Linked DNA regions of Homo sapiens: region 2 is linked to region 1. Evidence: chromatin loops called from intact Hi-C (ENCODE). Cell type or tissue: heart right ventricle. All regions are shown on one strand. Links, peaks and the distances in the headings refer to the core of each region. The heading gives the core; the rest is flanking DNA.

Evidence for each region. A loop is a pair of places that touch in the nucleus more often than their neighbours do. Peaks named below come from ENCODE experiments on the same cell type or tissue, not always from the same donor. Only the 100,000 strongest peaks of a DNase experiment are listed, where the experiment ranks them.
Region 2: it touches region 1 in a loop (2.0-fold over the local background); 13 of 110 quality-filtered maps call a loop at or near these places.

The regions. Positions count from the first base shown.
Region 1 is chr1:180,609,165-180,619,968 of GRCh38, reverse strand. No RefSeq gene overlaps it. Among named protein-coding and RNA genes, the nearest start is that of XPR1, 17 kb to the left of the region's middle. RefSeq lists a cis regulatory region at 9,071-9,557. In heart right ventricle, for the core only: no CTCF peak of the experiment used is centred there; no DNase peak of the experiment used is centred there; H3K27ac peaks cover 4,153 bases.
Region 2 is chr1:180,538,364-180,549,167 of GRCh38, reverse strand. No RefSeq gene overlaps it. Among named protein-coding and RNA genes, the nearest start is that of OVAAL, 15 kb to the left of the region's middle. In heart right ventricle, for the core only: no CTCF peak of the experiment used is centred there; no DNase peak of the experiment used is centred there; H3K27ac peaks cover 7,800 bases.

The sequences.
Region 1 (10,804 bases), core at 1,940-9,939:
CATATTCAAGCCACAGCACTTCCCATGGCCACAGAGAATCTGGCTCTTGTTCTCTCTCTCCATCATCTTTTTCCACCCGACTCCAGTGCTTCCACTGTGCTCCAGTTTCACTAGTCTTTCTTTAAGGCATCAAGCTCTTTTCTTTTCTTTTTAGAGACAGGGTTCTGCTCTGTCACTGGCTGGAGTGCAGTGCCATGATCATAGCTCACTGTAAGCTCAAAATACTGGGCTCAAGTAATCCTTCTGCCTAAGCCTCCCAAGTAGTTGGGACTACAGGTGCATGGCACCATACTCGGCTAATTTTTAATTTTTTTTTTTTTATAGAGACAGGGTCTCACTATGTTGCCCAGCCTGGTCTCAAACTCCTGACTATAAGTGATCCTCCTGCTTCAGCCTCCCAAAGCACTGGGATTACAGTCATAAGCCACCAAACCCGACTAGCAAGCTCTTATCTATGTTAGGTCTTTTGCATGTATTATTTTTCTGCATGAGATGTTCTCCTCCCTTTCTTCCTGCACAACCTTCAAACTTCAACTTAGCTATTACTGACTATTCATGCCCATTCTAACTCAGGTTCTCCCTATCGTACATAGGACCCTGTACATTTCTTTTACCCTTCTTATTACAGTTTGTGGATATATATTATTTCTAAGATTGTTAAGGTCTGGGTCCTCCACCCGGATAACGGATTCTTAGTAGGTAGAGATTTTGTTTGTTTTGCTTCTGTTGTCTTCTGTTCTATCCCCTAGATGCAGAGTAGGTAGATACTCAGTGTTTCTAGAATGGATGATTTAGCCAAGGGTTTGAAGAGCTTAAAATAATAATTACCAAAAAAGTAATTCCCTGTGTCTGTTTTCTGCTAATGCAGAACACATAAGAAACACCTAATAAATATTTGTTGGTTAATTAATTGGCTAACTAACCTTAGGCTGATATTTTGGGTGGGAAGAAAGGTATCACACCTAGAGGTAGGTTAGGATCAAAGATACCCAGATATAATGACAGTCAAACCTTTTCTTATTGTGATGAAAGTATAAATTATCATAGTGAGGATTAGGTACAAACATTTATAATTACTTTAATGATAGGAGCTCTCACAAGAAAAAGAAAGCAAGATGTGCTACAGCTGAATATTACTGGGCATGGTTATGTTACACGCAATGAGAGGCTATCATTGACTAGAAGGGGCTGTGGACTGAAATCAAACATCTCAGTTTATTCAGCAGGCCTGGAAAAAGAAGGAGAGTAGACGTTAAATGTGAGGGGCATAGAGAAAGCCCTTTCTACTTGGGCAGAAGATGATATTTTATATCTTCAGCAGCAGTCCCAGTTGATAGCCCAATCCAACAGTTATTGATGATAAGCCTCATGCTGTGGTTAAATATTTTGTGGTATAATTAATTTAAATATATCATGGGAAGCTATAGTCTTGGCTTGAGAAACTAAGTTGCATTTACCCTAGGATGCTTGTTAATATTTCAGGACATGTCCAGGTATAGCAGAAGTTTATTTGTACCAAGAGGCCCCATAATAGCCATCATACCGGGGGAAAAGAGAAGTGAGGCTCACAAGTTTGGTTCAAGGTCAGTATCAGCAGGAGGGATAATTAAGTCCCAGACAGCATCTGTCATTCTGATTGTCCCCTAGTCCAGTGGAGCTTAGGGACAATCAGAGGAGTGGACAAAAACAAAGCATAATGTAGAGCACTACTTTGCAATCGACAAAATGACTGGGGACTAATGGGAAGGCGGGCAGGTTGCAATGTGGAGCAAGTGAGAACTCAGAATTGACACAGCAGAACAACCTATAGCTTGGATCAGAGAGGGCACAGGACTGGAGACCAGGCTGCAATAGCATCAAGAAGCCCCTGGTACTTTTGGTGAGCATTGTCCCTCTGATGCTTCTTTGCAGCTTGGGAAGCATTTGCAGCAGTATATTGACCTTGGCAGCAGGAAGGGAGACAGTGCTGTAAGAAACCAAAACAGGAAAGGGGAAGTGCATGCGGAAACAAAGAATACCAGCTTGTGACCACCCAGGAGCGGTCCTGGGCACTTTCAGAACTAATTGGAAGGAATTTATTATGGGTTGAATTGTGTGCCCTGGAAAGATATATTAGAGGCCTAACTGCCAGTACCTCAGAATGTGACCTTATTTGGAAATAAGGTCATTGCAGATGTAATCAAGTTAGGATGAGGCCATTAGGGTGGGCCCCAGTCCGATATTACTGGTGTCCTTATAAGAAGATTAAAATGCCATGTGAAGACAGAGATGCACAGACAATGCCACGTGACTACAGAGGCAGAGACTGGAGTGATGAAGCTGCAAGCCAAGGTGTGCCAAGGATTGGCAACCACTACCAGATGCTAGGAAGAGGCAAGGACGGGGCCTCCTCTACAGGTTTCAGAGGGAATATGGCCCTGCTGACACCTTGATTTCAGACTAGCCTCCAGAACTGTGAGACAATCACTTCCTGTTGGTTTAAGCCACTGGGTTTGTGGTGCTTTGCTCCAGCGGTCCTGGGGAACTAACACAGAATTTCAGGAGAGTTTTTCAGAGTGAATAGGACAGAGTCATTTTGACCCTAATTTTCCCCCATAGATTTGCGAAGTCACAGAAACACAGCTTACATATAAAACTATAAAAATAAACATGCCAAAGAGCTAAGTTTTTATTTGTCGACTTGAATTTGGCCAATGTGCCACTAACTAGTACATTTCATGCAACTTTAAGACCAGCCTGCATCTAATTAAATGAGATAATGTCTGTAAAGCTCTTAAAACAGTACCTGGCACCTAGTTAAGGCTTCAATATATGTTGGATAATGTCAGTAATATTATCATCTGATTATCCTGATCCTCGAGCTCTGAGCTGCTCATCTCCTCTGCATCTAAGATCTGCTGAAAGCTGCTGAGAAAACCTCACACCTAGGCAATCTGGTGTCACTAAAAAGTAAATATCACCAACCTCACCGGAGTCCTTCACCCTGCCTTGGTTTCCCTAGTAAATGCCCTCTCCTATTCACTACGATGTGTTCTAAATTGTGGTTCCTCAAACCTCCACCACCCCCATTTCTCAGCTCATCCCCAGCAGGGCATTCCTAGCACTGAACAAATATAAAACCTTAGAAAAAATATCCCTCAACTGTCACCACTAAACCTATCAACCCGCGTGTACCCACAGCTCTCGTGGATTCCTCCCTGTTATTTGGACAAAAAAGCACTTTTCTAGTCCAGATCGTCATTCTTTATTCTTCCCTCTTCCTCATTCACACTTTCAATCCATAAGCAAATGTTAAGTCTATCTATCAGATAGCTTGCCAAGCCACACATTTTTGCTTCTCTCCATGACCACCAGCTTGGCCCATACAAGCCTCATTGTGTCATTGTTCTGCTTAAACTGTTTCAGTGATTTCCTACTGCCGTACCGATCAAGAAAATCCTTCACATATTTTCAAGACTTCTCTCCAGGCTGGGTCCCTCATAATCCAAGCTCTATCAGCTTTTCTAACCTCACCTCTTACTCTGCTCTGTTCTTCCAACATGCTACACTCTAGGCTAGAGGGTAACTCAAAATACTGTCACTTCCTCATTAAAATAATAACATTCACATAATGCTTACTGTGAACTGGGCATATAGCAACTCATTTATCAGGGCAACAATGAGATTAGTACTATTGCTATCACCATTTAACGATAAGGAAACGGAGGCACAGAAGTTAAGTGATTTGCCCAAAGTACAAGGAAAGTAATGACAAGCCAGGATTTGAACCAAGAGTGCTGGTGGTGCAGTCCTGTTCTGTTCTCTGATCTTGCCTGCATGCCTCTAGACTCCTCCCTCAGTCCCAGCATTCACTACCACCCTTTATATTCGGCCGATTCCTATAATTCCTTCATGACTCAGTATAAACATCCCTTCCTCAGCGTCAGATCTCCTTGCTCTGTCTCATATCTTCCCATCCTCCATATTATAATATTATTAAATATCTATCTCCTCTGCCACATTGTCAGTTTCATGAGGACAGGAAACATATCTGCTCTATTTATAGCCACACCCTCCCTTCTTAGCACATACCTGACAGATAGTAGGTGCTCATTAAGCATTTTTTGATTGAATGAAATAACAAGTAATAACTAATCACCTTGAAGAACGTCTGTGTATATAGAACACATAACATCATACCTGGCACATAACATGGACTTGATAAATATTTATTTGATATTGTGTTCCAGAAATGGCAAGGAATCCAGTTTGACTAGTGTCAAGGGTGTGAAAAGAGCTTTTGGCAAATGGTCGAGCCAAAAGAGGAGGGAGTTCCATGATAGAAGGAAGGGGTTATCAGCAGTATATAATCTTGCAAAGGCAAATATTAGCATTTCAAAATCCCTCCTTCCCAGCCCAAGATGGTTCTAAATTTTTCTTTTAAACACACCATCTAACCGTGTTACAGCAGACTTCAGCAAAGTGTAATTGGTATGCTCATGGGACCTTGGCATAAGAGACTCATGCACTAATGACCAAGGTGAAAATAAAGGTCTACTTGGGTGTGTTTATGTAACACAAACAGCTACCTCCTCCCTACTTAGTAAGGGTCTGATTATCAAAAAAATCTAATCTCTATGAGCACAATAAAAGATTTCCTATTCCTATCTCCTTTGGAGAAAGTAAATTTATTATCCTCAAAAGGCTTCCGGGAACACTGGGTTAATCCCTTTAAAAAGATACATCTGGACACCCTAACTTCATTACAATTCTAGACTTGAATGCTACCAGGTATATTTTTTTTCTTCCCCCAACTGAGTGGTGCCAGGGAGTCTAGAGACAGCAGTCAGCAAACCAGGTTCAAATCATTGTCTCTTTGAGGCTGTGTTTTGGCAGCCCTGGCGACAGCAGACTGAGCCTTCAAGGAGCAGTAAACTTCTTGTCACCCTTGAGTGACCCTCTACGGAAAAACTGGAAAGAGAAGATGATAACTTCCAGGGAAAACAGCCGATTTACCACCTGTGCAAACATGCATCTAACTGGCCTGCCATGAGAGTCCTTGGGAAAGGCTTTGGTAAAACAGCAATTGCCAACATGTGGAGTCAAGCAGCTGCGCTCTATACAGGCCAGAACCACAAATGATTGTGCTATGTGTCAGAAACCACCACCATTACAAAGGTGCTTTATCCCAAACCATTTCGTTAAATCAAATCCCCACCAACTATAGGGTGATGAGTGTATAGGACTCTTGTCATAGGATCAGCGTCTTTGGTCCTATTTTCACACCACAGGAGACATTTATCCCTTTACAACATTCTGATCTATGGCTAGCTGTTAATTATATTTGCCGCCAAGAACCCGTTAATGAAGGGCTATTTCGTGGCCTTTGGCGAAAACCTCAGACTCAGCAACCAAGGAGCTGAAAGCCCTGACCTTAAGGCAATCTCCACACCAGCCTCCTGCCTGATGCATATTTCAAAGGTTTCCAGGTTTTAAAGCATGGATTACCTTTGCAAATGAAAAACTGAACAAGCAGAAGCATTTAATGGCATGTTATTACAGTTCCAATGATTTTGAAAAGGCTGCTCAGTTTAACCAGAGGCAGAATTTTAAATGAACATAGAAATAATTATTCACTGCTTTTTTCATCATTTTCTGTTTATTCTACTAGGATTTAAAATATAGTACATATTGATTCCCACCTAAGGTTTCTTGCCATTATGCATATATCAATCTACTGAAAAATCATGCATATTGATAAAATATTTAATGCTTCAGGGGCATTCAATATTCACCCACCTCCCAAATAGGTTGTTTGTTTTATCTAAATAGGATCTTGCATGGTAATGAAATTTTAAACTCCAGTCAAAAGGTAGAGTTTTATTTTTTCAAATATTTCAAACTTTTCATTTATGAGAAAAATGATGAAAACAGAAAGTAAAAGAAAGCAGTGTTGTCTTCGCCAGTAGAGAGCATTTAATCATTACCTGCCAGGTACGTGGCATTCTACTAGATGCCATTTATCAAAATACATTCATTGTGCACCTATGATCTACTAAGCACTTCCTCAGATGAAAAGATTATAGACATACAGTCTCTGTTCCATACAGTTCAAATCTAGAAGGAGAAACAAGTAGTTACAACATAACGTGGTATTATGGGAGTACAATACATGTTGGCTGTACTAGATGTATAGATGTATAAACGAAGAAATGAATGAATGGGCATGGAAAATTTCAGAACATAATAAAATCAACATGAAGGGCAGGCAATAAATACACAGTATTCAGGCTGGACGCAGTGTCTCATGCCTGTAATCCCAGCACTTTGGGAGGCCGAGGCAGGCAGATCACCTGAGGTCAGGAGTTCAAAATCAGTCTGGCCAACATAGTGAAATTCCATCTCTACTAAAAATACAAAAAAATTAGCGGGGTGTGGTGGTGGGTGCCTGTAATCCCAGCTACTCAGGAGGCTGAGGCAGGAGAATATCTTGAACCCTGGAGGCGGAGGTTGCAGTGAGCTGAGACCACGCCACTGAACTCCTCCAGTCTGAGTGACAGAGCAAGACTCTGTCTCAAAAAAAAAAAAAAAAAAACCCTATAATCTGTAATACCAGCACTTTGGGAGGCCAAGGTGGGTGGATCACCTGAGGTCAGGAGTTCGAGACCAGCCTGCCCAACATGGTGAAACCCTGTCTCTACTAAACATACAAAATTAGCCAGGCATGGTGGCGTGTGCCTGTAATCCCAGCTACTTGGGAGGTCGAAGCTAGAGAATCACTTGAACCCAGGAGGCAGAGGTTACAGTGAGCCAAGATCACGCCACTGCACTCCAGCCTGGACGACAATAGTGAAACCCCATCTCAAAAAATAAATAATAATTAACAAATTCAGTATTCAATAATAATAATAGAGGATGGACTATTTTATTTATTTATTTTTTAGATTTTAGCTCCTACTTAGATGAGAGAGCATGAACTATTTCTCCATTTTAAATGGAGAACATTTCAAGAGGATTCTAAAGACTAAAATCTTTTAGATGTAGGATTACAAAAGAAATGAGAAGCCCTACATTCAATTTACTAATGATGTGTTGGTAAAACCGAACAAACATGAAACACATGATAGTAAAGAACTAAACTGCATAATATAGGAAAAATAAGAGGGATGGAAATCAGATTGTTACACAATGGTATTATTACTCAAGCTCTTATTTTGAAATTATGTCTTCTTTAGATTCAATTATTATGACATTCCCATGTTAATCTCTTCATTGTAACTGCAATTAACCACAGTGTAAGTCACTCCAAGTGAAGGTATTGGAAAGTGGTATAAGGCAAAATTGGGCCAATTCACTCCCTTTGGGCATTCAAAGTGCAATATAATATCAATTTTCACCCCAAAGGGAACAAAACCCTCATTTATCACTCTTTCAGAAGAAAGATTTTAAAAATTATACATCAAACAAAACTTTTCAAAGACTTCTATGTACTCTTAACTCAGTGCCGGGAAAAGAAAGAAAATAAAGATAAGTTTACGCCTAAAAATATGATTAGTTTTTGGTCTAAAGAACTGTGTTACAATTTTATTATTACTTTGCTATGTGACCTTGGTCTTCATTGCCTCCTTAATAAAACAGGAATAATAATCATGCCTACCTACCTGATAATAATGCATGTTTATCAAGTAAAATAACAGTTCTAAAATGTTTGAAAACATTGTAAAAATATTAAAATCCTATATTAGATTTGTTGTACATTTGAATGATAAAGTTCAAATAGGATGGTATTTTTCATCTATAAAGGATGGGATGGCTTTGTTTAGGGAAAGGAAAAGCATATTATAAAGTACATAATCCTCCAACAATCTATGCAATAATAGAAATGAGGTAGTAAAAATATTACAATTTTTTCTCTTTTAACAGATGCATCTATTTCTAGTTCCAGGGTATAGTTAGTTTTCACATTACTCATTTTTTTTTCTTGCTAAACCTTTCATCATATTTTCATAAACATTACCAAGGTTACTTCTTGACTTTGCCTTTAAAATATTATTTTGATTATCAAATCTTATGTGAAAACCTGAAGGAAAAAACCATAAACCTGTTCTTTCCTCTAACAAAACCTGGCCTTGCTTCTGCCGAGAACATCTAGAAGTCGTTAAAAATAGCACAGTTCTTTATTTGGACTCAATTGACTTGTACTTCTGTAGACCTGTCAAAACGTTAAATAATAAATTGTTATCTCTGAATAGATTCGTCTTTGCCCAAGATACAGTTGAAAAACGTGTTTTACATGAGTCATTTAACCGGAATAATCTTCCTTTGGATTACTGGAGTCATTAGGGGGAAAAAAATACAAAATCATGTGAGTAATTTTCCATGTATCTAGGGTTCAATATCTCAAATGTTTCACAGGCCTTCTGCATCACAAGGCAGTTTATTTAAAAATACAGGCACATCCTCCTCTCTGCTTCTCCATGTCACTTCCTCTTTAGCAGCTGAAGGCAGGCCTATCATCGATGAACAGAGTGTCAGCCAATGCCCCTTGTGCTTCTGTGTCATCATTCTAAGATAGGAATGAGCATGAGCATATTTGAAAGGCCCAAGGCAGAGAGCTCTTTTCCTCTTCTCATCATTTTAACAACAACAAGAAACAAAAGTTATTAACAACAGTCAAAACAGCACGGGCACAATGCAAAGGTACAGCCTCTATAGCTACATAGAGCTGCAGCCAAATAGCCACCCACATATTTGCTGCTGTTGCTGGGGAAGAAAGGAAATGTTGCTTTGGTTCAAAGAAGAGGGGAGGGGCTGGGGGTGATGGCTCATGCCTGAAATCCCAGCACTTTGGGAGGCCAACGCAGGCAGATTACTTGAGCTCAGGAGTTGGAAACCAGATGGGTACATCCACCATGGCAACATGGTGAAACCCTGTCTCTACAAATAATTTTTTTTTTAATTAGCTGGGCATGGTGGGACCACCTGTAGTCCCAGCTACACAGGAGGCTGAGGTGGGAGGATTGCTTGAGCCTGGGAGGTCGAGGCTGCAGTGAGCCATGATCATGCCACTGCACTCCAGCCTGGGTGGCACAGTGAGACTGTCTAAAAAAGTTAAAATAAAGAACCATGGAGGAAGATGTGGACACAAACAAGAGAAAGGGGCAGAACACTGTGTTTGACAGGAGTGTTCCAACTGAGAAGATCATTTCTCACCCTCAGTGAGGAGCAGGTGAACCACAGAAACAGATAGGAGAGCGTGTTGTTTGTGACCTCTGCCAGACGTTGCAAAGAGATTAAGGCACTCATCAGGAGGGGCAGTGCCTTGCATGGAGATCTCAAGCTTTGTTTTCTTGGGTGAAGGAACTATTTCAAAAGGAATGCATAGCCAACATTCCTACCATTAGCCTGTCTTGCTATTGTATATTGCATGGCTGTCCTGCTAGGGAAATTTGATCAATATATTAGATTCCTGGCAGAAAGATGCTATCAGACAATGCGTGTATGCCTTGACATAGCTCAATTTCCACCTATCCAAGAAGGTATTGATTTTTCTCTCCCCGAAGTGCACACACACATACTAAGAGCGCTTACAGAGGATGGGGGTTGGGTAGGCACTTAGTCAAGAACAGACAGTTCTGCCATTCCCCAAATGCATTCAAAATACCGTCTGGCTTGGTGGCTTAATATTTGGATGATCTATATAAACTCCTCACATCAGGATTAAATCAATGGCTGATGAGCAAAAACACTCTTTGAATGCTCACTCTTTAAATGTTAAGAACCCTATCAGCTTCAGAAACATTTCAGAAAATGTGGCCCTTCTTGGATTCCTGTTCCAGAGTTACTTCATATGAAATACCATCCTGAAGCTACATCTTTCTAACACAACTGAAATTAATTCTCTGTTACTTGATCACAGCCTTCTTGCCTAATATCTGGAGTCGTGTCAACACTTCCGTTACCACTCCACTGTTTCTTCTCTTGTTTCCATCTGTCTCAAGCTGCTCACAGAACATTTCCAGCTTTTCACCTTCTGGGCTCAAGCTAAGATTATACTTCCTGATCCCCGTGTGGTTGGGTGGGGCCATGTGACCAGTTCTAACCCATGAGCTGTCAGCAGAAGTAATCTGTGTCATTTCTAGGTTGAGCTTTCAGTGGCCAATGAGAGACCTTCCAGAAGTCTCTTCCCTCCAGAAAGGTAACCAGAAATTATCAAAATAGCAGTTGCTCCATCAGCCTGAGAACTTGAGTGATTATGAGGACAAAGTTCATGGCTCACTGTGATGAACTCTTTCTGAGGGAAAAAGTTAAAAGGTAAGAACCAAACTAAGAGAAACTGGTATCAAAATACATAACAAAAAGCTAGTAACTATACATAGAGTCTACAAATCAGTAGAAAAGTGTGCCTCAGATGTAAATAGGTATTTCACAGTAGGAGAAATATAAGTAGTCAATAAATATATTAAAAGATTCTTAACCTCAGGCCGGGCACGGTGGCTCACACCTGTAATTCCAGCACTTTGGGAGGCCGAGGCAGGCGGATCATGAGGCCAGGAGATTGAGACCATCCTGGCTAACACAGTGAAACCTCGTCTCTTCTAAAAATACAAAAAATTAGCTAGGCATGGTGGCACGCATTTGTATCCCAGCTACTCGGGGGAGGCTGAGGCAGGAGAATCTCGAACCTGGGAGGCGGAGGTTGCAGTGAGCCAAGATCGTGCCACTGCACTCCACCCTGGGCCACAAGAGTGAGACTCTGTCTCAAAAAAATAAAAAGATACTTAACTTCAGTTGTAATTTAGAGAAATGAAAATCATAACAACAA
Region 2 (10,804 bases), core at 837-8,836, 70 kb after region 1:
TGCTTATGGATGGATGAATGCACAGCATCAAACAATAGCTCTGTCGATGAAAAGAAAACCTGGCTGATAATTGAAGCCGCTGAACCACAAGCGGGTGAAAGAAGTAAAAGGCTCTGTGGGCTGCTGCCCCACTTGGGAGATTGGGGGAGGAGGGCAGGAGGAGTTGAAAGTGGATGGACAGAGACTTGGGTGAGGCCCTGGCTCCACTGTGTCCCAGATGGATCATGTGGGAAGCCCTTTGGTTGCGTGACACTGTTGTAGGCACCCTGTGGATTTTACATCACCCAAAGCTATAAATGGTTTGCACGAGGGGAAAAAAAAAAAAGAATTACAGGTCTCCCACAGCCCACAAAAATATGCTCCACCTAAAAAGAAGCCCATAATTTGGCTGCATCCAGCCGGGTTAGACAAAATTGGAGCCAAGGTTGCCCTGGATTGTCCTGAGAGGTGGCCTAGCATTAGCAGGAACGAAAGAAATGTGAAATTGCTCACAATGGACTAGATTTTCTTCATAGGCAAAGCTCTAATAGTTACACAGCGAGACCCTTGGCATCAGCCAGGTTAGGTCTACTAGCTACATTAAAATCACTCCAAGCTATTATTTATAATTTCATACCATCTCACATTTGCAAATTGCCTAGTGACTAATTGAGGCAGTTTCTTACAACAATTCTGAGCGTGAGGTTCAGATTTTAACCCTTCTTTTACTAAGACACAAATAAATTGAGACAAATAATATACATCAACCATAAAAATACCTGAACAGTCTATTCATTTTGGCCATGGCCTGAGTTCTGTGACTTGGCCTGCTCTTGGGTGACCAAATGTTCCAGTTTGCCTGGGACCAAGGTGTTTCCTGGGATGTGGGACTTACAGTGCTAAAACCCAGACAGTACTGGGAAAACTGAGGCAATTGGTCACCTTAAACCCTGTGCATGGCACTAATACTTGGCAATTTCTATCTGCATATCTTAAATGAATATGGGTCTATATTTTTTTATCCTAATCTGTCTTATATGGCTGTGTTTAAGAAGGCAGAGCCTGAAACTGGGTTTTTTGCTGCCTTAAAATCCCTTAGGCCGGGCGCAGTGGTTCATGCCTGTAATCCCAGCACTTTGGGAGGCTGAGGCGGGTGGATCACCTAAGGTCAGGAGTTTGACACCAGCCTGGCCAACGTGGTGAAACCCCTTTTCTACTAAAAATACAAAAATTCCCCAGGCATGGTGGCACACGTCTGTAATCCCAGCTACTCGGGAGGCTGAGGCAGGAGAATCGCTTGAACCCGGGAGGCGGAGGTTGCAGTGAGCCGAGATCACACAACTGCACTCCAGGCTGGGTGACAGAGCAAGACTCCACCTCAAAAAAAAATCCCTTAAAAATAGTATTTACTAGTTGATTGTTTGTTGTTGCTTCATTTGAGGGTATTCAGATGCCTGCTACTGACCTCTGAAATGCTTTTGGTACTGTGTGTCAACAAAATGGCTTGAAGAAAAATGCAAGTAAGAGAATATGATTCTATTTTTATATTAAGTAATCCAACCTGGATACCATTCTCTGTCTCCTAGAATACCTTAGCCAAAAGTCACACTTTATATCTGAGATATTTTCTTTGACAGAAAAACGTTTAAACTTATACAATTCAGATGGCCACCAGTATAGATATAAAGAAACAATTTACCTCTGGCCAAGAAACCCCTTGAGTCAAAATCGTTTCCAGCTGGAATCGCAGACTATTTTATCACTAGCCAAGAGGAGATGAAAGGGCCATGCATGCCAACATTGTTATTAGTGGGATGCCATCAATTGGATAAAGCTTTCATTAGCATTACAGGATTGAAAATCCAAAAGGGTCTCAGTGAGGCAGTCACTGGAAAGGCCTAGTGGTGTGAGGCCTCAGGTCAATGGGCAAGCAGGCTCCAAACACACAGCAGGTAACAGTGAAAAAATCAGAGTGGGCTTTATCTGCAGAATTCTATTCTTAACACACTCATTCCATTGCCCTCTGGTGGGAGATAGCATGACCTATTTAAAGAAGGTTGGGGAAGCAGAGAGGGTGCACAGAAGCAATGGCACAGATGCAGAACTGGGTTGAGGGGCAGGCAGGACAGCTGCCTTAGGAGTCAATTTCTAAAGACCACTTTTAAGAATTAAGTAGATGGCCAGGCCCGGTGGTTCATGCCTGTCATCCCAGCACTTTGGGAGGCCGAGGCAGGTGGATCACTTGAGGTCAGGAGTTCAAGACCACCCTGGCCAACATGGTGAAATCCTGTCTGTACTAAAGTTACAAGAATTAGCTGGGCGTGGTGGTGCACACCTGTGGTCCCAGCTGCTCAGGAGGCTGAGGCAGAAGAATCGCTTGAACCTGGCAGATGGCAGATGGTGGCTGTAGTGAGCCGAGATCGCACCACTGCACTCCAGCCTGGAAACAGAGCAAGACTCCGTTTCAGAAAAAGAAAAAAAAAATTAGCTGGGCATGGTGGCGGGTGCCTGTAATCCCAGCTACCTGGGAGGCTGAGGCAAGAGAATCGCTTGAACCTAGGAGGCGGACATTGCAGTAAGCAGAGATCACGCCACTGCACTGCAGCCTGGGCAACAGAGCAAGACTCTGTCTCAAAAAAAAAAAAGAATAAAGTAGAAATACAGTGCCAGCTAAGTCCAATACAAGACTCCATATATAACTGGAAAAAATGCAAATTGGCCTTACTTCAGTGAAGTAGACCATGTGCTTCAGTGAAAATAAGACAACACCTTTCCCCACTGTCACCCCTCACCAGCACTAAGTCAATTGGAAAGGCACTTAATTCTTAACCCAACTGGGATCCCCATATTTCTTAATCTGCTGTATAGAAAATCCTAGAGTATTTCTCATGCCAGGTGCATGCTGGTTAAGAGTGCCCTGCCTCCACTTCTGGGTACCAGGTTGTCTTGCTTGAAACCTGTTCTCTGAAGCATTCAGATGGAAACAGTGTGGTATAACACTGTGGGCCTTGAGAAAGGTGCTTAAAAGTTATGACAGCCTATCTATCATATGTCTAGAGGTGACTAAGGTCATTCTGCAGCATCTTTTTTCTCTCTTGTATAGTCCCTGCCTGGTTAGTCAGCTGTGGCTGCGCACAAGCATCTGTTACCTTGGGGGAAGGGGTAATATAGGTCTTTTTATGATCTGCCAAAGCCAATCAATGATACTTTTAGCTCAAATATCTTTATTTATTTATTTTTTGTTTGTTTGTTTGGTTTGAGACAGGGTCTTGCTCTGTCACCCAGGCTGGAGTGCAGTGGTATGATCATGGTTCACTGCAGCCTCAACCTCCCAGGCTCAAGCAATCCTCCCATCTCAGCCTCCCAAGCAGCTGACACTATAAGCACACACTACCATACCTGGCTAAGTTTTAAAATTTTTTGTAGAGATGGGGGTCTCACTATGTTGCCCAGGCTGGTCTCAAACTCCTGCAGCCAAACAATCCTCCTGCTTTGGTCTCCCAAATCACTGGGATTACAGGCGTGAGCCACTGCGGCCCAGCTGAAAAATCTTTGGATCTCAGCACAAAGCCCGGGTAACCAGCTCCAAATCTTCCTTCTGTCCTGGTGAGTCTCTCTTTGGGGGTTATATAGAAAAAATAAACTGTTTTTCCCTATACTCATGCTCACTACAGAGCACTTCTGACGCCAGATGTGTGGGATTTTTTTCCCAACACCTATTCCTCACTTCTCAGAAGACACCAACCAGGTGTTCCACAAGTCAACTCAATTCTGACACTATCTACCTGAAGTTAGCATCTGATCTCACAAGCTAAGGGCATGATTTCATGAGACTGCCCCCTACCCTAGATGTCAACTGCAAGTGGTGAGTCCCCAGTTTACCCACAACTTTGCCTGACTTGGCTCCAGATCAGAGGTTCCCAGGACCCTCTCCACAGGTTTGACCGTTTGCTATTGCAGCTTGCAGAACTCAGGAGAACAGTTTCCTTACTAGATTACCAGTTTATTAGGACATATTAAAGAATACAAACAAACAACCACATGAAGAGACACATAGGGCAAGGTCTGGAAGGGTCTTGAGCATAGGAATCTTCTGTCTCCATGAACGAGTTCTGCCACCCTCTCAGTATGTGGGTGCAGTCTCGCTCACGAACACCAAAGCTCTCCAAACCCCATACTTTAGGGATTTGTATGGAGGCTTCATTAGGTAGGCATTACTAACTCAATCTCTAGCTCCTCTCCCCTCCCTGAAGGACAAAGGATGGGACTAAAAGTTTCCAGTGTCTACTCATGGGGCCCCAGAGGGCAGAGACCAAATATGTATTTCTCTCTCTGTTTTTTTGTTTTGTTTTGTTTTTTGTTTTGTTGTTGTTGTTGTTGTTTGTTTAGACAGGGTCTTGCTTTGTCACCAGGCTGGAGTGCAGTGGCACAACCATGGCCCACTACAACCTTGACCTCCAGGGTTCAATCAATCCTCTCACCTCAGCCTCCCAAGTAGCTGGGACTACAGGAGTGTACCACCATGCCCAGCTAATTTTTGTACTTTTTGTAGAGACAGTTTTTGCTATGTTGCCCAGTCCAGTCATGAACTCCTGGGTTCAAGCAATCCTCCCGCCTCTGCCACTCAAAGTGCTGGGATTACAGGCATGAGCCACTGTGCCCAGCCCAAATATGTATTTCTTACACGTCACAGGAATATTCTTTCCTCAGAGGGACTGGTTCATCCCTACCACAGCAGATCCAAAAGTATTGTCTGAGACCTGGCTCTGACAAACCCAGTCGGCTCCATTTCCCTGGAACCTTGGCAGTGCTCTGGTGAACGTGTGGCATAGGCAGGAAGCCCCTCGGCATGTAGCTGCCCTGGCTGGGCACTGAGAGTGTGAACAAACCTCAGAGTCAGGCCAGGAGTCCATCACAGCAGGGACCTGAGCTGGCAAGGACGTTGCTGCAGAGTAAACAAGTTCTGTTGGATTGTGCAGTGCCAGCTTTTGACAGCCCTGATTGACTGGCTTGGGTCATTTGCCTGCCCTGAACTAATGACAATGGTCAGAATGATGGTGTACTCAGATTGGCCAATCTGGGTCAGCATATTTCCCACTGGAGCCAGAAGAGGGATGGGGTACTGTGATTGACAACCTCACCAGGGCCTGAGGGGGTGAGGAGGGATATATTCCTAAAGAAAAGAGGGAGCGTGTCATTAAAATAAAAGGGGAACTGCCGGCCAGGGGCGGTGGCTCATGCCTGTAATCCCAGCACTTTGGGAGGCCGAGGCGGGCGGATTACCTGAGGTCAGGAGTTTGAGACCAGCCTGACCAACATGGAGAAACCCCGTCTCTACTAAAAATACAAAATTAGGCAGGTGTGGTGGTGCATGACTGTAATCCCAGCTACTCGGGAGGCTGAGGCTGGAGAATCGGTTGAACCCGGGAGGCAGAGGTTGCGGTGAGCCGAGATCACACCATTGCATTCCAGCCTGGGCAAAAAGAGCACAACTCCGTCTCAAAAAAAAAAAAAAGTAAAAGAGGAACTACCATTTCTTGGTGAACTATTCTTTCAATGCTTTCTCATTGCCTATGCAAGTCCAGTGTTTCTGCAAGATTCCCATTTCTTGCAGCAAGTGGAAGACTGACAAAGGGTTGCTGTATTTCTTCCTGCTCCAAGAAAAAGATTAACATTATTTTACTACAACCCACTTGGAACATTGCTCTGTTGAACTGTTAGTGGGAATACAACCTAGCTTTTCTTTACAAATATGGTTGAGTTACAAAATAATATGATGGACTAAAATAGAAAGGACACCAAATTCCTTTATGCTTCTCAAAATCAGGTGATTAATGGAAAAGACATCTGAGGAGAATATGGGAAGAAAATGGCATCATTCCCACGGCACAGAAAGGGGTCTTCTTCCAGGGGGCCAGGTGCAGTCACTATTTTATTAATTTTTATAAAATCCCAGAGTAGGGAGGGAAAAGATAAATATAGAAGTATGATTCTTCCTCTCCCTCTCCCTCTCCCCCTCCTCCCCCTCCCCTCTTCTTCTCTCCCCCTTTTTCTCCCTCCTCCCTCCTCCCCTCTTCTTCTCCCTCTCCCCCTCCTCCTCTCCCTCTCTCTCTCAATCCATTTCAGAAATTCAGGAACTGAGGCCAAGGTGGCACCGAGGAGTGTTCTTGGTTGCTATGGATATGTTCAGCATCTGACATTTTTTCTGAGTGGGGCCTGGGAGAGAGGAGATGTCTCTGATGCCTGAGTCATTAAGGGAATGTAGGTACTTTAGTCTTCTTCAGAGTGCCGTCTGAGAATAGACATGGCTGCATACTCTTCATCCACTTCTATTTGTCCAGTAGATTCAGAGAAACAGTGCTCAGCCACGTTGTAGATAATTTAAGTTTGTTTTCATCCTCCCTATTCCCAGGGCCCTCTGCTGTCTCTAGTTTTTGCCAGCAAGGGAAGGAAGAACGTGATCTTAGTCCTTTCTGCATTAGGGTGAATAAGCTGCAGTCATAGCCAAGAATTTTAACACTGTAAACTGAGCTCTAGATGTGGAAAAGAAAGACCTCACCCGTTTGGGTAGAATTTTAGGTAAAGAAAGAGGGAGGGGAAATATTTTGGGAGCAGAGACAGCCCTTCCCAAGCCTCCCACAATCACACCATGCCTATTCCTAAAAAGCACTGTTAAGAGAATCTTGTCATTTTAGGGCATGTGAACTCCAGAGAAAACAGTAATTTCTATTTTTTTCTCTCTACACGTTTTCTCTGTTTCCAGAGGAAAGACTAGCCAAAGACTAGCCCTGCTCTGCTGGAGACAGGATAGCACATTCCAAGAAGCAACGGGGGTGTAACATGGCCTGGATGGCACCCAGCGAGCAGAGGTGGAATCCTGCAGCCTGTGTCTCGGTTGGATCTCTCTCCTCTTCCCCCAGTTCTTGACAGAGCACTGGCCTGTCTCACTTTACAGCCCTCTCTTTCCCCCAGACTCCAGGATACAGAATTCACTTTCACCAGAAACTCTCACCACCTCCAGCCCCGGTAATGTTCACCTCTGGTCCAGGTTTCAATCGCCCCTCATGGCCTCCCTTGCTATCAGTATTCAATCCGTTGCCCATGGCCTACCAATCTTGAGTTTCTACTGCCAAAAACTTTTGGTCAGCAACCTTTTTTGTTTTTTTGTTTTTGGCATGAGAGCTAATTCAGTAAAGTAGAGAAAAAAACAGGAGACACTGCCATATGCCCACCCCCCATATCCATAATTATGAAGTTTTTGCTACATTATTTGATCTATCCTCCCTTTTTTGTTTATTTTTTATTTGCTGAGCTCCTTTCAAGCAAATTCCAGACCTTATATTATTTCACCTCTGAATCTCTCAAAATATTTTTTTTGAAAACAAAATAAGTAAATAACCACAATGCCATTATCACACCTAACAAAAGTAACCACAGTGCTTTGGTATTATGGCTACCCAGTCTGTAATTAAGGTTCCCCGATTGTCTCTAAAATGTCTTCTTATAGTTGCTTTGTTTGACTCAGGACCCAAACAAGGTCCCCACATTACATTTTGGCTATCATTAAGCATCCCTGATTTGTTTCATTTTGAGGTATATTTTCATTTTTAAAAAAGCAATCTGAATAGCATATAGAGGCAGTATTTGATTAGAATGCTTGGGGGCGGGAGGGTTGCTGTTATTGTTGTTTGTTTTTCGATGAAATGAGACCTGGTAGGCTGGGTGTGGCACGGGTGAAGAGGGGCATTGAGATACTGGCGTCTGAAGAGACAAGTGGCACTGCATCTGTCTTCAGACCACAGACAAAAATAACAACTATAGCTAGCACGTAGTCAGTGCTGAATATGCGCCAGGCATTGTTCTAAGTGCTTCGTGTGTAATTATCTCATTTTAAAAAGATAAATTCATTGGGAGATTTTCAGGGGCTGGTGAAAGTGCGTTCTTTTTTGGTTGAGGGGAGGTTATCTAAATGGGTCAGAGTTTGTGAGTGTGTCAGGCCAGGGAGCATTAGCTGATGCAAAATACTCTACAAGGTGGCTGAACTGTCTCCTCAACTTCCAAATAGAAGTCACGTCGAGGAAATGTTTTTGCTGTCACCAGGTCTCAGGAGGTGAGTGTAGTCCTGGTGACCTTTGAATCCTTTGCCCTGGACGGATCTTATGTCTTCTCTTTCTCACCTCCACTCCCATCCTGTGTCTTAAGTTGTATGTGCAGAGTCCCAAAATGTCCCATCTCTGGCAGCAGCCTCTGTGATTCATCACCGGTGGTGGCGGCTGAAGGCTGCCTGGAATTGCTTAGCCTGGCAAGGTTTTCTTAATGTTCCTGTGAATCAGTGGGGTTATTATTCATCGACTATAATAATTTTGGTTTCTTACCCATGAAATGGGATCACAGGGGATATTGCAAAGCTTGGAGGGATATGTTTTGTTAAATATTGCATTCTTAAGATACTCTGAGGTCAGACCTCAAAAAAATAAGGAGTAGACAGTGAAGCCAAAACTGCAGCTGAAGGACTCTAGGTAGAGGCACCACGGGAGATGGGCCTAAGCACAGGGAAACCTCTGAGCTCCAGGTGAGTCAGAGTGAGGGGCTCACAGGGGAACTTAACTACTGGGACACTGTCAAGATAAAGTCAGGGGCAGGCCAAGATTGGTGCTGGGAAAGCCTGGGCTGGACCCTAGAATCTAGTCCATGAAACCGAAGTAGAGTTGATACAGTCCAAGGTTCGGTACCTGCTTAAATCAGAATCCCAGGTATATATATATAACCAAAGGGTATATCTGTGAACAAGCTGGCAAAATATGTCAGGAAGATAAGGCATAAAATTGGGATGGCACCAGTCAGCATAGACCCATTAAAATTCTTTTCCATCTGTCCCCTGCTGAAGACCAGAGGACCTGACACTGTTAGCAGGCCTACTTCTTTTCTTTCCTTCTTTCCTTCTTTCCTCCTTCCTTTCTTTCTTTCTTTCTTTCTTTCTTTCTTTCTTTCTTTCTTTCTTTCTTTCTTTCTTTCGTTCGTTCGTTCTGTTGTTTCTTTCGACAGAGTCTCACTCTGTTACCCAGGCTGGAGTGCAGTGGTGCGATCTTGGCTCACTGCAACCTCCGCCTCCCAGGTTCAAGCGATTCTCCTGCCTCAGCCTCCCGAGTAGCTGGGATTACAGGCGCATGCCACCAGGCCTGACTAATTTTTGTATTTTTAGTAGAGATAGGGTCTCACCATGTTGGCCAGGCTGTATATGTACTTTAAAGGCGCTGCTCTCTGAGCCCAGTGTCTTCCCCATAGGCCTGCCCTGCAGGCCCTTTCCCAACCTACCTCCTCTTGCTGTCAGTGTCCACAGAGCTGAACATTGCTGCTTGGCCAGGTGGATGAGTATGAGGGAAGAACTGCTTATCCTGGCCAGTCCCTGGGCATTTTTCTTAACTGAGAAATAAAACAAGGAGCCATTGTTCAGGCAAAATATTTGGGTGTAAGCTTCCAGCTCTTGTTGTAGCCCTAGTTACTTTATCCATTAAGATCTTTAGAAAAAAAAATACATTTTTAAGATCCATAAATGCCAACATCTTCTTTTCTGCCTTAGGGACACAAATCTATATCGAGATCCACAACCAAAATAAGTAGGAATTTAAATCGAATGGGCTTGCACACCTAATGACCCCCTTCAGTGGTAGAAATATTTAATGATAGCTTAGTTTGTGGAAAACCCCAGCGACCAGGTTCCAAACAGTCTCAGCTGGGAAACCCAAGTCTTTTTCATTTGGAAATTCTCGATGATAGGTTTTCAAAGCAGCTGATAAAACAGTTAATTATAGTGAGGTGTTTGGCTTCTCTGTAACATACACTTTCAACTGGTCTATGATTGGAGCTTCTTGTCATGTACTCTGAGCAGGGCCAACTAATGCTACCGTACTTTTTTTTTCCTTTGGGGGAGAGGCTTCTTAAATTACTACATAAGTAGAACTTCAGATAAAAATGCGACGTCTAGCATGAGAGCATTCAATAGAGCCCCTCCAATCTCCGCTATCGCTTCTTTTTCTCTGGTGCATTTCACTTTAGTTATGCTGGGGTTGTACAAGCCTGGCACAAGCTCAGCACAAACCCACTAGATCTTTCCTCTTGATCAGTAGCTCTCAAATTTTAGGGAACACCAGAACCCTCCAGTGAAAGATTGCTGGGCCTTCCAGAGTTTCAGATGGGACCTGAAAATGTGTATTTCCAACAGGTTCCCAGATCATGTTAATGCACTTTGTCTTGACAGGGAATCACATTTTGAGAACTATCACTCTAGCTGTTCCTTCTGCCTGAAGCTCCTTCTCCATAAATCTGCTTGACTCACTCCTTCACCTCTTTCAAGCCTTTCTTACATGTTACCATATCAGTGAAGCCCAGCTTGACCACCCTATTTTATATTGCCACCTAATATCTCAAACTCCTGGTGCTTTGGATCACCCTACCCTACTGTAGTATGTCTTTTCTATTGTACTCATAACCTTCTAACATTCTGTATAATTTATTTATTATGTTTAGTGGCAGTCTCACCCACTAGCACGTAAGCTCCTCAACCTTTTAATTTGTCCACTAATGCATCCCTAGCACTTAGAGTAGTGCCTGGCACGTAGTAGGTGCTCACTGAATATTTTCTGCATGCATGATTCAATGCTTAATGTTCCTGTAAATTACAAGGGGAAAAATTCTAATTTCTTCACAGGCTTCAAAAGAGACTTTTTTTCCTGCCTGTGTTCCTATTTTCATGCTAACCCCTTTATATAAAATGTCTCCTCTCAATTGCTTCTCCTTAAATCTATTTATTCTTTAAGTCAGATCA